2 separate regions of the Homo sapiens genome follow, and region 2 is linked to region 1. Evidence: read pairs that join two places in POLR2A ChIA-PET (ENCODE). Cell type or tissue: OCI-LY7. All regions are shown on one strand. Links, peaks and the distances in the headings refer to the core of each region. The heading gives the core; the rest is flanking DNA.

What was found. ChIA-PET counts read pairs that join two places held together with the same protein. Peaks named below come from ENCODE experiments on the same cell type or tissue, not always from the same donor. Only the 100,000 strongest peaks of a DNase experiment are listed, where the experiment ranks them.
Region 2: POLR2A ChIA-PET joins it to region 1 with 7 read pairs; 3 of 35 experiments call an interaction of 5 or more read pairs at or near these places.

Annotation. Positions count from the first base shown.
Region 1 is chr7:107,060,436-107,068,326 of GRCh38, reverse strand. The region is part of intron 1 of PRKAR2B (protein kinase cAMP-dependent type II regulatory subunit beta); the gene reads right to left. PRKAR2B-AS1 (PRKAR2B antisense RNA 1) reads left to right here. Exons shown (of 4, transcript XR_007060469.1): 3 at 857-924; 4 at 3,845-4,004. Among named protein-coding and RNA genes, the nearest start is that of PRKAR2B-AS1, 15 kb to the left of the region's middle. In OCI-LY7, for the core only: no CTCF peak of the experiment used is centred there; DNase peaks (open chromatin) are centred at 2,509, 2,866 and 3,856; H3K4me3 peaks cover 2,541 bases; H3K27ac peaks cover 3,159 bases.
Region 2 is chr7:106,959,177-106,967,067 of GRCh38, reverse strand. No RefSeq gene overlaps it. Among named protein-coding and RNA genes, the nearest start is that of PRKAR2B, 82 kb to the left of the region's middle. In OCI-LY7, for the core only: no CTCF peak of the experiment used is centred there; a DNase peak (open chromatin) is centred at 4,137; H3K4me3 peaks cover 1,795 bases; H3K27ac peaks cover 2,059 bases.

The DNA of each region.
Region 1 (7,891 bases), core at 1,733-6,732:
CTTCTCTCAGCCTTGGGGCAAAAATATAGTAGACATTCTCTGCCCCCCTGCCCCCTCCAGCCTCTTTAGACGATGAAGCCACAGGACTATGAGCTCCTGGTTTAAAAGGTCGGGAAGTCTTTGTTTTCCTGGGGTCCTTAGGTTTCTGTGTCTTTCTGAAGTGTTTAAGGTAAAGGTTTTCCACAAAGGTGGCATCGCTATCTAGAAGATGTTTTCTAAATTTGTGGGGGCAATTTTGATTGTCACGGTAATTCAGAGGACACCCTTCCTTGGCTTTTGTCAGGCAAACTCCACAACAATCCTGCACAACAAAGAACTGTCCTGCAACCTTCAACTTTTGTCCTGCATAACTTTTAAAACATCCCACTGGGCATTCACATTGGCAAAAAAAAGTCCATTTATAACCATCTGGGCCTAAATCCTAATACAGCTCTTTATATACACTTGATTCATTTATGCAGTTTTAATATACATCAAATTTTCTACAACACAATGACAACATCAAATTTGGGTTTTGTTTCTTGCTTTGTTTGGAATTTTACTAATAGATGTTCATCATTTCAGAAAACCATGCGACTACTACAATGCTCCTTATGGTATTTGGATTCCTAGTACAATGCTTTTTGATCAGACTCCGTTTGCAGCTTTTATATTCATAGAGCCTCCACATCTAGGTGGGACAATCTAACTACACTGTCTTCTTGAGTACATGCTGAAACACATACCTACTGAAATACATTTTACTTGCTATAAATTATTTTAATTTATTTCTCCTTGATATTTTTGCTAGACATTCTATCAATTTCTAAATCGTGAGTAGACAGGTTGTAAGTCTATGATTTTCATTTTCTGACAGTAAATGGGGCATAGGATTGGACAGTTAAGAAGATGGGTGCACCAAGCAAGTGGTATGCAGTAATTAAGGTAAATACTGGGTTTTGAGAACAATCACCAAAAATCCAATCTCTCATGCCCATATCCCTCCATTTCCACTTGCAGGGATGAAACACAAATGTTTCCTGTACAAACTTTCAGCAAGTTAACGGTCACCTTCATCATTTTTCTAAGCTTTTTAGTCTAATTACCAAAATAGAGAAGAAGGCTGGGATTCAGGGTGGAGGCCTTGCTGGAAATAAAGAAATGTGCATCTGGCCAAGCTATGCCTGGTCCTCTCTCTCAGGAAAGTAAGTCAGGGAAGGGGAGCAGGAAGGTGACGATGGGCACCGCCAACATCCCGACCTTCCACATCACTGGCAGGGAGGGGGTGAAGCATGGGGCATGGACAGACCACCCAAGTGGCAGACAGGAGCCTTGGGCTCTAATACTGGCCACATTGCCTTCTGATGGCGTAGATGAACCATGTAACCTTGACTTAAATTTTCAACTTGTGATATATGGAGAGTAAAATCTGCCCTCCTTCTTTCAGGGGGTTTTTCTGAAGAAAAAAACCTGGCCAGGCACGGTGGCCCACGCCTGTAATCCCAGCACTTAGGGAGGCCGAGGTAGGCAGATCACCTGAAGTCAGGAGTTCAAGACCAGCCGGGCCAACATAAGAGAAACCCCATCTCTATACTAAAAATTAAAAAAAAAATTAGCCGGGCGTGGTGGTGAGCACCTGTAATCCCAGCTACTCGGAAGGCTGAGGCAAGAGAATTGCTTGAACCCAGAAGTCAGAGGTTGCAGTGAGTGGAGATCCTGCCACTGCACTCCAGCCTGGGCAACAGAGCGGTACTCCATCTCAAAAACAAAAAAAACCTAAACATCTTTGGATGTACCTGTCAACTATAAATTCCTATTCAAATGTAAGAGACTGACGCTTATTTAGTGTAAACTAATATTACCACTTTTTAAATATAAAAAATACACAGCAATACAAATTCCCAAAAAATGTTAACAGATGAAGGTATCTTAAAATGTGACAAGTCAAATTAAATTTTCTCAGACTTTTGGTTTTTACCTTTAGATTTTCTTATTCTGTGGATATTTGGTGAATACACACACACACACACACACACACACACACACCCCACATAGAGAGAAAACTAGAGACTAGGATAGAACGAAAAAATAGGAAACATATTGTATGCCTGGAGAAACAAACAATATGATTTAAGAACAGAGTAAAATCCTAGCATTTTTAAGAGAATATAACCTAAGATCTTAGTGAATCCCCAAGGAAAAAAGACAAAAATATTTATATAAGGTTTGACTTTCTCCCCAACACTACTGCAGTGGAACACTGAGTCCTATGTTCCTATGAATATCTTCGTGCTTGTATAACCAGAGATATCTTCTGTTGCCAAACTATATTCCACTAGATTCGTTTAGTTCCTACGCTCCCAAGAGACCCAGAAGTGTAACTGATTCAAGTCTTCTTTAATCCTTCCGTGTCCTTACAAGAAAAATCCTCCATTACTTTGGATAAACCGAAGAAGTCTCTATCTCAGCAGTGAAAACAGCCTCCCATACCTGCTGGACGGAGTTCTGCACCAGGCCAGCAGGAACTGCTTATCTGCTCACCTCTTCATGCCCAATGCCTATCACAGTGCCTGGCAGATAAAGGTGCTGAGTAAATACCTGCAGAATGCATCAATAAACTCTGCAAGGAAACAGAGCAAGTCTCCCTCTCCCCATTAATTTTGTTGCTGTATTGAGTGTGGATGCTGGGCACTGGAATTGTAAGAGAGTCCCTGCCCTTGAAGAGCTTATTAAGTCTAGTTGTATTTTCAAATACAATGGCTTCAAAGACTTACACCCTGCAAGTAGCTACCTAATTTAGAAATACCGCAGGTGAAAGAGAAATCCAGTAGAAGACTAAAAAACCTAAGATAATCTATGAAACTAAAAGGTTGATAGCAGTACACACAGTTTGCATCTCTGAGCATACTCCTGGGAGGGAAACTCCAAGTTAAAGAAACAAGAGCCCTGAGCTGTGATCTGCAGTCATAAACACACACACACACACACACACACACACACACACACACACACACACACACACACATACACACACCCCGAGCAAACAAAAATAAAAAACAAACTACCCTATCTACACTGGAGCTGTGTTAGTTAAATTAGCCTTTTGCAGAAAAGTGTTCGTATACCCTAAGTGAAATATACACAATAATCTTGGATTCAGCTGAATAATTTTAGCATCCTTATCCGCCCATTAATCACCTTTTCTAGCAACAAACACTTTCTGAATCTGTTAACTGTCTAAATAAAATATTCTAGAAACTGTGTAAATTGAAACCATGTAAGATAATTATTTTTGACAGAGTAAATATTTAGTGCAGAATAAATGAATTTCTCTTATGCCTGTGCTTCAAAAATTAAAGTGAAGTAAGGCTCACCCTTGAACCAAGGAATAATTAACTTTTTTAAAAGGTCAACAGCAAACAGGCAAATAAACAACAAAACTTGAAAATTTTTCTGATTAACCTAACACACACAACTTGCAAACTTTTAATACATACATAATTTCTGGTATTGAAAAGGACCACTTATTTTCTACATTTTTGTTAAAAGGTACTGAACCTTGACCACAATTATTAATACTCAGAGATACTTTACTCATCACTGTCTTGTAAGCCCTTGAAATACTATGTATTTCTAGATACACAGTGCCTAGGAATTTGTTGAGATTCAGCCTGTGAAGGGGCTCAAAGGTACAAGGACAGAATAATAGTTGGCGGGTACCCTCCAAGGCTTCATGGTCTTGGTCTCAAGGAGACACAGATTATGAACCATGTACCTCAAGGCACTTCTTATGAGACATAACGGGAGCTGTTTGAGAAGCCAGCACTTGGGAGACCACTTTTCTTCTTCCTTTTTGATTATACAGCAAAGAAGCACAGAGATCAGGTGTCCAACCCACTCAGACACGTGGATTACGGCTGGAGGTGGGGCAGAGTAAGACGAAATATCGATGCTCCTTCTGCTTTTACAAAGTGCCAACTTCAAAGACTTTCTTTATATTTACTAACCGAATTCCTCAAAATATAACTGACACTTTAGAACATGAAAGTAATAGAATGATTAAATTAGAAAAAAACATATTTTTGCTTGTGAATGAACATGAGTCTCCAGTTCTTAATTCATGAGGATTTTACCAACAATGCCCTCTTAGAAAAAGAGAGAAAAATACAGTTTCAGCTAGAAAAATCCTAAAATGACTAAGTTTTTATAAAACTACACAGAGATTTGAGGCAGTAACAATGTCAAGAAAAACGTTCCCAAATACTTTCAGGATTTTAAATGTGGGCTCAGAGTTAAGTAGAAAGGAGTGGGAAACGCCACTGTCAAGACGATATAAATTCACTTTCTGCTTCTCCATACACAAAACTGTCTCTTTTAAGTCTGTACGGTCAGATTCATGCAAAGAGCAGATTTATGGAGACCAATGTTCTGCTTGTAAGAGTAAACAATCCAAACTAGGCTAAGAACACCGGAAAAGCTGGAAGCTGCAAAGAGTTCAAATTGCTACATGTCTATAAAGTCACAACAAAACAGCTCCAGAGAAGGGTAATTTGGGAGAAACAAATGGGAAAAGGCAGGAGGGAGACTTTGAAATGAAGAGCAACTGAGAGAATAATCAGGGATGTGATTAAGGTTGGCCTACTAATAAGAGTACGGTTATAGAAAATACCCATATTCAAAGCCTTCCTCATACAACTCCCAGAATGAAGATATTCCTGCCATTCCAGTCTCAGCTCAAATAACCCCCTCTCAGGAAGCTTTTCCCTGAACACCCAGTTTAAAGTTGCCCCTCTTGTTCCTTTCCATGGTATCATCCCGTTTCCTTTTCTCCAGAGCTGGCAAAAGAGACCTGTTTTATGTTTATTGTCTGTCTCCTCCTTCGCTACATTATAAGCTCCATGAGGGCAGGGTCTTTCCTTGTCTGTCTGCTTCATTACTGTATCCCCAAGGCTTAGAACACTGCTGGCTACAATATATATTAGGTTCAAAAATGCTGAAGCAATAGTGCTAATGAAAAATAATATAATAGGGGTGGCACCTAAAGATCATTTGGCCAGGCATGGAGGCTCATGCCTGTAATCCTGGCACTTTGGGAGGCCCAGGTGGGCAGATCACATGAGGCCAGGAGTTCAGCCTGGCCAACATGGTAAAACCCGTCTCTATTAAAAATACAAAAATTAGCCAGGCATGGTGGTGCACACCTGTAGTCCCAGATACTTGGGAGGCTGAGGCATGAGAATCGCTCAAACCTGGGAGGCAGAAGTTGCAGTGAGCTCAGATCGTACCACCGCACTCCAGTCTTGGTGACAGAGTGAGACACAGTTTCAAAAAAAAACAGCAAATGTTATGTATACAAGTATTGAGTTTCTGAAACCCATAAATTAAAATATATAGTACTGGCTAAAAACATAAAATAGACTTTTAACACTAGAGCTTGACTAGTCTTTGGCTTTTTTTCAAGTAGTATTATTAAAAGCAGTACCATTTATGCCCCACAATTATGAAAATGTAACCTGGTTTTAGTCTCTAACAAGAATAATGAAAGATTTCACAAGATAATCAGAGCAGAAGGCAATGGCATTTCTCAATAAAATGTGGAAAAAAAAGATTTCAAGAGTGTCCACATTTCCAATTTTTTTTAAAAAAAGATGTGAAATTGACATACAATAAAATGTACAATTCAATGAGTTTTGATAAACATATACATCCACAACCAACACTCCAATCAAGATATAAAACATTTTCAACACCTTGGAAAGTTTCCTTGAACCCCCTTACTGTCAATTCCCACTATCTCATAGGCAATTACTTGTTAGGATTTCTACCACTGTAGTTTAGCTTTGCCTGTCTTTGAACTTCATGCAAACATAAGATTAATTCGTACTGTTCTTTTTTATTGATGAGTAGTATTCCCTTATATGAATATACCACAATATATATATCTCCATTCTCCTGTTGATGGACATTTCAGTTTCCAGTTTGAGCTATTTTGAATAAAGCTTTTATAAATATTCTTTAATATTCTTCTAAATATTCAACCCTTTGTTGGTAATATTCATTGAAAAAACTTCCAGTCTTGTGCTTGTCTTTTCATTTTGTTTACAATAACTTTGGTTGAATAAAAGCATATGTTTACAACCATTTTGTAAATGTTACTTTTATTTCTCTTAAATACCTAGGAGTGGGATTGCTTGGTCATAGGTGGGTGAATGCTTAACTTTATAACATACCCACAGTTTTCCTAAGTGTTTATATCACTTTATGCCCTCCAGGACCATATAGGAGTTCCAGCCAACATAAGGTATGTCTTATTTTAGCCATTCTTGTGTGTGTTTAATGATGTGTGTGTTTAATGGTGTCTTACAGTGGTTTTTTCACTATCCTGATAACTAAAAATATTGAGCACTATTCCACGTGCTTATTGGCCATTCTTATGTCTTCTTTTTTTTCCGAGACAGAGTCTCACTCTGTCGCCCAGGTTGGAGTGCAGTGGCACAGTCTTGGTTCACTGCAACCTTCGCCATCCCGGTTCAACCGATTCTCCTACCTCAGCCTCCCAAGTAGCTGGGATTAAAGGCATGTGCCACCACTAATTTCTGTATTTTTAGTGGAGACAGGGTTTCATCATGTTGGCCAGGCTGGTCTCAAACTGCTGACCTCAAGTGATCTGCCTGCCTAGGCCTCCCAAAGTGCTGGGATTACAGGCATGAGCTACTGCACCCAGCCATTCTTAGGTCTTCTTTATTGACGTGTTCAAGTCTTTGCTCAGTTTGATTAGGGTCTTCTTATTATTGAACTTTACCAGTTCCTGTTATATATTCTCAGCAACAGCAAATTAAAATGTATAATTTTAAAAATCCCAGTTGTGATAAGTTACATAGGAATAAACCTAAGAAAAGATAGCAAAATCCTTATGGAGAAAATTATAAAACATTATTGAAGAATATGAAAGGAAGACTGAATAAAGGGAGATATATCATGTTCATGGATAGGAAGACTCAGTATCATTAAAATATCTGTCATCTCCAACTTTGTTTATAAATTCAAGCAATTCCAATAAAACTACCAATAAAGATTTTCTACAAAACTGAAGAAGCATATCCTAAAAGTTTTATGGACTAATAAAAGCCTACAAATGATTAAATCATTTTAAAGCAAAAAAAAAAGTGAGAGTTACCATACCATATATCAAGACCATTTTAAAGTCACATTAATTAAGGGAAAGAGGCATTGAGGAAAGGACAGCAAACCCAATAGAACAGAACAGAAGCTTGAAGTACATTCACATGTATGTGGAAATTTGTACATTCACAGATAAATGGAAATTTAACATTTAAAAATCAGTGGGGGAAAAAATGAGTCAATACATGATGCATACTAAAATAATGAAATGAGATTCCCTAATTCATACCATATATAAGAATAAATTATAGATTAAAGCCTTAAAGATGAAACTCAAGACTTACAAATTTTTGCAGGAAAATAAAGAGATTACCTTTTTAATTTGGGTTAGTGATGAAATCCTTAAACAAGGCAAAAAAAATCACAAGCAAAAGGAATGATTAACATTAGCCTACATTAAAATTAAAAATTATGTTCAAAGTTATTGTAAACAAAATGAAAAGACAAACCTAAGATTGGGAGATTTTTTTCAATGACTATTGCCAACATAGGGTTGGTAGCCAGAACATTAAAGGAAGGAAGGAAGGAAGGAAGAGAGGAAGGGAGGGCGGGAGGGAAGGAGGGAAATCCTTCTACAAATCAGTAAGAAAAACACAATCAGCCAGATGGGAAAAATGGCAAAAAATTTTCAAAGAAAATAAACTACAAATACAGTCAATGAACAGGAAAAGATGTTCAATGTCACTAGCAATAAGAGGAAAACAAATTCAATTCACAGTAAGATGCTACC
Region 2 (7,891 bases), core at 1,034-6,033, 100 kb after region 1:
TTTGGCCCACCATGCCCCCCCATCCTGTGCCCATATAAACCTGAGACCTTAGCGGGCACAGACACAAGTGGCTGAATGTCGGAACCAGCAGACCAGTGACAACAGAACAATGTGGCAGAGAAAGAGAGAAGAGGAAGGACGCCTGGAGGCCTAGGGGAGTTCAGCCTGGAGCAGTCAGAGAAGAGTGAGCCACTGGGCAGCCCAGCTACAGGGGAAGACCACTCTCCCCACTCCATCCCCTGCTTCTCGCTCCCTGTCCATCTTGCTGAGAGCCACCTCTACCACTCCATAAAACCTTGCACTCATCCTTCCAGCCCACATGTGATCTAATTCTTCTGATACACTGGGCAAGAACTCGGGATACAGAAGGCTGTCACACTGGCCCCCTGCCCTTGTGATAAGGCAGAGGGTTTATTGAACTGATTAGCACAAGCCATATGTAGATGGCTAAGCTGAGAGAGCACACTGTAACACACATCCGCTGGGGCTTCGGAAGTCGCAGACCCCCACCCATAGACGCTGCTGAGGGGCTGGAGCCCAAAAGTGCTCCCTACTGCCTCTGTACCTGCCCCCCTAGGAGTCTGAGCAGCGGGGCTACTGAAGGAGTGAGCCACACCCTTGTTGCACATCCTGAGAGGGGCATAAGGGAACTCTCCTCTTTCACCCCAGCCCTCTCAGTTTAAGATACAAGCATTCACCTAATGAGTAACTGGTGATGAATGAACAGTAACTGGAGAAGGCAAGCAATAAGGAGGAGAGCAGCTCCCAAGGAACTACTGACATCCTTGCAATGGCATTCGGAGGTGGCTCAGCATAGCTCAGTCTGAACCAAATCCATGCTAAGAAAGAGACAGAGTGGGAATTTATTATTATCTTTTCAAATACTTGCTGGAGTCACTTGCAAATCAGAAGAAATACAACATTGTATGCAGCTATGTTGCCCACCTATCTGGAGCTTTAGAAAGGATGCTCTCAAAAAATTAAAATGAAGGAGGTGGCACGGAATTAAACTATGAACTCCACACAATGGTACAGAATAGAATACGGAATGTGGAATATGCAAAGCCATTACAAAGACAATGTTCTTCAGCTTGCAAGACAGTGAACTGACTAATATTAAGCATAGCTAAAGAAATAATGTGAAAATCAGGAGCATGGTGGTCAGCTTGGGGATTAGAGTCATAACAAATAGAAAATATAAGGAACAGTTGGCAGGACCCTCCAAACCATTGTCCAGAGGAGATGAAATAATCCCCCTTCTATTGGTGGGACCAATCCCATCATGTAGGTGAAGCCTCAGGCCATCTCAGCCTGATGCCATTAGCATTGGATTTATCTGGAGAACTCTTTTTGTTCTGATTTCCTGCTCTCCAGGCAATCTTTGATTATTATCTGACTTCCTCTGTCATTTTGCCTACGGAAATGGATCTGTTACAAGGGCTTTTAGTATTCCATTTCTTACAATAGTTTTCTTTTTCTGACTGTAAAAGAACAAAATGGCATTTTGACCACTATATTATTTGGCCTGCCCTGTAGGTCCACCAACCTGAGGAGGAAGGGCTGGTTATACAATCCATGAGTGTTCCTGTTCCTGGGAGAGGTACTTCTCATTATAAATGAATAATCTGGTATTCTGTTTTGGGGGCTTAGTGAATATGAGTCTGTCCCTGAGGAGGGTTCATGTACTTTGAGAGCACTTGGGTTTCTGAGCCTGGAAGGAAGAAAACCTGGCTCAGGAACGTGGAAAGTTCTCTTGGTGAGGACACAGCCTACTGAGCTTTATTTCCTATGTGATAAGCACATATGCTTCAAGTTGCTGTTATTTTTCCATTTTAGGCAAAGATAAAATGTTCAATGCATAATGTAAGATCCAGTGTTTACTGTGCATGATATGCTCCATATTAACATCTAGGTTTCTAGAACATAAGTGTGGCATTGTTTTCATCACAGTCACACTTTTAAAAATTCCTCTAAACTCAGTATAAAATAAACAATGTTTTAAAATTTTAACTTAATTAAAATCCTAGTGCAGATGCATTTATTACTAGGTCTACTAATTAAGTAGGGGAAGGAAGAAGGCAAATGAATTATTTCAACCCCAAACTCAACCCCTCCTATTCCCCTACATGCAAGGGATGATATGAGATTTGTGCCAAGAGATGAGAATTTCCATCCTGTTTGGATTATGCTGGAATGCTTTTGGAAGATACGTAAGAGAAGAAAACAGTATGATTCTCTGTTTACTTCTTTTTTGGATACACATTTATAAGCCCTCAGAAGCATGCCTCAAGAAAGCATGATTTCTAATCTAAAGTAAGCAGAAGCTGGGGTTTTTGAACGGAATGGCAGGATTGCCTAAGAGGGGATCCTCTCCGGTGATAATGGCTGCTGTTTCCATGGCAATTGCAGATTCACCTGCACATCCAGTCTCTGCTCCTTTTGTTCATAGCAAACTATCATTAAGCAGCCACCAGTACTATCAGCAAGGCAGAAGCATTTAAGGAAACTGGTTCCCACCATTCTGTGTTCAGATCTTTTGTTCTGTAATGGATCTGCAACTCCCTAGTGTCTTGTTGACATAATAGCATGAGGCTGCTAGAAAAAAATGTTTGTGATCTCACCTGGGCCAAATTTTTCTGAGAAAGTGGTAGTGTTTAATTCTCATATCCAGTAATTCCCAAACACTCGTATGTCTCAGAATCCTCTAAATTTGCAAAAATTCCCAGGCCCCACCTCCAGAGAATCTGACTTAGTAGGTCTGAGATGGGGGAGAGGTTTGAGGTGGGGCTGAGGACTGATTTTTTTTTTTTTTTTGAGACAGTCTCGCTGTGTCGCCCAGGCTGGAGTGCAGTGGCGTGATCTCGGCTCACTGCAAGCTCTGCCTCCCAGGTTCACGCCATTCTCCTGCCTCAGCCTCCTGAGTAGCTGGGACTATAGGCGCCTGCCACCCCACCCGACTAATTTTTTGTATTTTTAGGACAGAAGGGGTTTCACCGTGTTAGGCAGGATGGTCTCGATCTCCTGACCTCATGATCCGCCCGCCTTGGCCTCCCAAAGTGCTGGGATTACACGCAAGAGCCACGGCGCCCGGCGGAGGACTGAATTTTTAACAGGTACCATAGTTTATTCAGTTACAGATGGTCCCAAGACAATATGTCAGAGACACCTTATTTTGGATACTCTCCAAATAATCCAGAAGAGGAGAGAATTGGACACTGTCCCCTTCATAATTTTAAAGAAGCTTATGATTTTAAAGAGAACAGTTGACTCTCAACGAATTTCTCTGGCAAAGAATCTAGTTTGAATATACTCAGGCCATATGGCTTTAGTTAGGTGGCAAAGTCATTTTAGGATCGGCCTGAGTGTTAGATTTGCTTTTGAGGCTCAGATCATTATAACTCGTTTTCAGGGCTCCCTCAGAGCAGTATCTAACATCTGCTTTCTCATCTATAGAAAAGACAAGGAACTACTCCCATGGCAGGACAAGGCCAGCTTCAGAAAACAGGCAGGTGGGGCTGTTACTTCCAAGGGCAAAACAAAGATCAAGTACTAAACCATGCTCTACCTTTCTCATAAAGGTCAGTGTGGGCTTCAGCTTTAGGAAGGCTGGAGCTTCAAAGCTGTAGGAGGGAGAAGAAGGCATCTCTTTGATTCCTTTTCTTGCTGATGCTTAAAAAAGCTATGAGCCCCACACCTTGAAGAAGACCTCCTGTAGTAATCTCTCTTCCTTCATCTTTCAATTTTTCAGCCTCCTAGGCTTTAGATGTTCTAAGATAAAGTCTCTCCCCACTCTTTTAGTGTCTAGGTTGTGCTGATGCCTCTTTTAAACATACTGTGTTTGTTAGATACAGACTACTGCAGGCACTTGCCTCTGGGGATGGCCTTGGAAAAGACTATGGTACATCTAGGAAACCTTCCCACAGAGTTGGCATTTAAGGTACACAGGAATCACACTTGGTGGCTTAAGTTTAAATTCAGAGCATCCTAAGTACACTTTGCTCCTGCCCCAACCCCACAGTCCCCCATTTCAGAAATAACTTCAGCGTGCGTGTGCCAAAGTGCTGCAGGTGGTACTTGAGCTTTTATTCAAATGCAGTTTCTCTTTGAAGGAGAACAAAGTAGATTGGAATAAAAGTCCTATTTTTGGAAAAGAGAAGTGATGCCCTGATAGATATTTGCAATGTAAAAACTCCTTTCTATAGGAAAGCATCCTCAATTACTTCACTTTCTTTACAGCAGGTGACTCAGGAAGAGCTCCAAATCACAGCAAGTACCTGTTGACCATGACTACTTATATTGCTGGTAACTTGGTAGCTTTTCCCATTTTCACAAAATGAGAACAAAATGACTGGTTTCCATTGCAATATGTAGGCAATTGTTGGCAACCGCTTTTATTTTTATTTTATTTTATTTTTTAACCTCTACTCATTGTTGTGAACTAGAACGTCCCTTGCATCAATAACTACAGGGCCAGCTTTGTATACAAGTCACAGTTTAGGGGTGAGTGCAGAGGTGCTGAGTTATTATCTATGTCAAATGAACTACAACATGGAGTTGCTCTACCTTGAAAATGACAGAGAAAAGAAGCAGTAAAATGTAATGGTGAAACCTGCAAGTTTGGGAACCAGGCTGCCTGAGTACTAATCCATGTGGTACTGCATTCTCAACAGGCTCCTTATCTGTAAAATGGGAATAATGAGAGCTGGGGAGAATTATACAAGGTGCCTTTAGTGGAGGGCCAGCATTTAGCCAGGGCCCAGTACACACTTGCTCTTCTGGATGTGCTATTCGATGGAGTGATAGCTCAGGGGATACTCCTAGATTTATTTGAAGATCAGGGAGACAATGCTATCACTTATTTGGACTAGAAGAGTTAGCTCTCTGGTTGCCATCTTGTATTCATGGGATGGATGCTCAAATCAGCCCCTGTGAATCCCTTAAACAAGCAAGTGGGAGCAAGCATGCCAATAGAGTTGAATTTGGTGCTAGCCATTTCTGTTTCCTGTCGACCAAGATCCCCTTTCCTACACACCCAGGTTCCATGATCAGATCTCTTTATCAGATCTTATGGCTTGCCTCTTCAATATTAAGAACTGCCATTTAGGGCCAGGTACAGTGACTCAGGCCTGTAATCCCAGCACTTTGGGAGGCTGAGGCGGGTGGATCACTTGAGGCCAGGAGTTCCAGACCAGCCTGGCCAACATGGTAAGAACCCATCTCTACTAAACACACACACACACACACACACACACACACACACAATTAGCTGGGCATGGTGGTGCGTGCCTGTAATCCCAGCTACTCAGAAGGCTGAGGCTGGAGAATCACTTGAACCTGGGAGGTGGAGGTTGTAGTGAGCCGAGATGGCACCACTGCACTCCATCATGGGCAACAGAGCGAGACTCCATCTCAAAAAAAAAAAAAAAAAACAACCAGATCTACCATTTAGCCATTTATTGTCAAGCTCTTTTTACCGTCTAAAAAGAAATCAGGGGACTCTTTGTCTCAATGGAATCATTTCTTCCTGTGCAGTTGAATAAAGCAGAAGGGTTTGGAATAAACAAGGAAAAATCCAGCTCTCCTTGATGCCTCCAACCCCTCACCTCTTAATCTCTTCATCCCTTCTTCATATGTCCATTGAGTACCTATCCTGTGTGCTAAGTGCTAATGACACACAGTGAAGCAGATAAACATGGTCCTGCCCTCAAGACACTCATATTCTAGAGAGAGAATGATCATAAACAAGAAAATGGACAAAGAAACAATTTTATGTTGTAATAAGTGTTTTAATAAAAAGAAAGAAGGAAGGGGCTGAAAGAAGAGAACAGTGGATCAGAGAGTTGGGGTGCTACAATAGATAGGGTGGTCAGGGAAGGGGCTGCTATGGGTGGGACCCTAAGCTGAGAAAAGACTGCCTCTTTGCGAGGTGATTGTGGGCAAGGTGATGTTTTTAACAATGAGCCAGGCTTGGGTTGAGATGAGGAGGTAAAATCCTTTGAAAAAGGCTGAGATTATGATGCTGGTGCTGGGCTCAGAGCATACACCCCAGAGGACTCAGGGAAATATGTATATGGGGTGGGTCCTTGAGTTCCTGGCAGATCAGGTGTATACAGAACACAATGCTAATTCATTAATTCATTCTTTCACTCCACAAGTTTATGGAGTATTATAATAGGTCATGTACTATTCTGGGTGCTTGGACTACATTAGCAAACAAAACAAAGATTTCCACTCTGGAGCTTGTGTTCTAGCTGGAGGAAATAGAAAACAACTAACAAAAGTAACATGCAAGAAAATTATGTCCAATATTGGAAGGTGTTAAGTGCTATCAAAAAAAATAAGACAAGGTAAATTAAGGTAAGGAGGAATCGGGAGTGCCAGGGGTAAAGGTATCTGCACACACGTGTGCATATGTTTGTGTGTATGTAATTTAAAATAGAGTGGTCAGCATAGGCCATGTCAGAAGGGAGTGTCTTAGTCCATCTTATGTTGCTATTGCAGAATACCACAGACTGGATGATATATAATGAACAAAAATTTATTTGGCTCACAGTTCAGGAAGCTGGGAAGTTTAAGAGCATGGTCTTGGCATCTGGTAAGGATATTTGTGCCGTGTTGTCCCATGGTGGAAGGCAGAAGGGTAAGTGAGGGTGACAGTGAGAGACAGGGAGTGCTAAACTTGGCTTTATAACAGCACAGTCTTGAGATGATGAACCCACTCTTATGATAATGCCATTAATCCACTCATGAGGATGGAGCCCTCATGGCTTAATAACCTTTTAATAGTTTTACCTCTTAATACCGTCACAATGGCAACTAAATTTCAACGTGAGTTTTGGAGGGGACGTTCAAATAATAGCAGTGAGATTAAAGGTGAGGGGTTTAGCCTTACAGGTAACTGGGGAAAGGGGTCCAAGCAGACTGAACAGCCAGTACAAAGGCTGGAAAGTAGGACATGAGACTCTGGTAATGAGTGTCTGGGGGACCTGGACCTCTGGGGTGACTAACCAGGGATGTGAGGCACCGTGAGCCAGTCCTGAGGGTCTCTGAGATGAAGTGGGGCTGCAGCTCCTAAGGCACACCGCACTGGTGCTCACAGCAGCTGCCACTCTAGAGGCTGGAGCTGGTGTTGCAGGTTTATGAGCTGAGACTCAGGAGGCTGTGGGTGGGACACTGCCAGGTACTGGAGTCATACAAAGATGCTGACCTGCTTCTCTCTCTGCCTCCAAGATTTCTGAAACCCTTCTCTGTAGCACCACTCTGGCTTCCTCAACCTCCTAAAAGGCTTCATGGACCCAAATTTCCAGTATCCTCTTCTAGTCCTATCTTGTTCAATCCCAACCCCAACTCCTCAAGGCAGAGGACCTCAATGAGAGGTTAGGAGGGAAGCAACCAACCTGAGCTAACAACCCAGGGCTTTCCGGGGTGGCAGGAGTTTTGATTGAATTCCTGGGAGTGCCTGTGGCTGGAGTGCTGTGTAAGCTGATGAGTTATGGGGCTGAGAACTTGGCATTTAGATGGTAGAAAACCAGAATATTCAAGGTCAGACAAATTTTGGTTTACATTTCACCTTTGCCACTTTTTAACTGAGAGACCTTGGAAAAGTTATTCTGTTATTCTCAGGCTCTCCTAGAAGCCTCGGGGAACCCTGGGCAGCTTTTGGATTTTGAAACCCCTACCTTTGGACATATATATACAAATATATATATTTGAAGATATAATTCACATACCATAAAATTCAACATTTTAAAGTGTACAATTCAGTGGTTCTTATATTCATAAGGTTGTACAACCATCACTAATATCTAATTCCAGAACATTTTCATTTACCCCCTAAAAAAACTCATATACATTGGCAATCACTCCACATTTGCTCCTGCCCCCAGCCCCA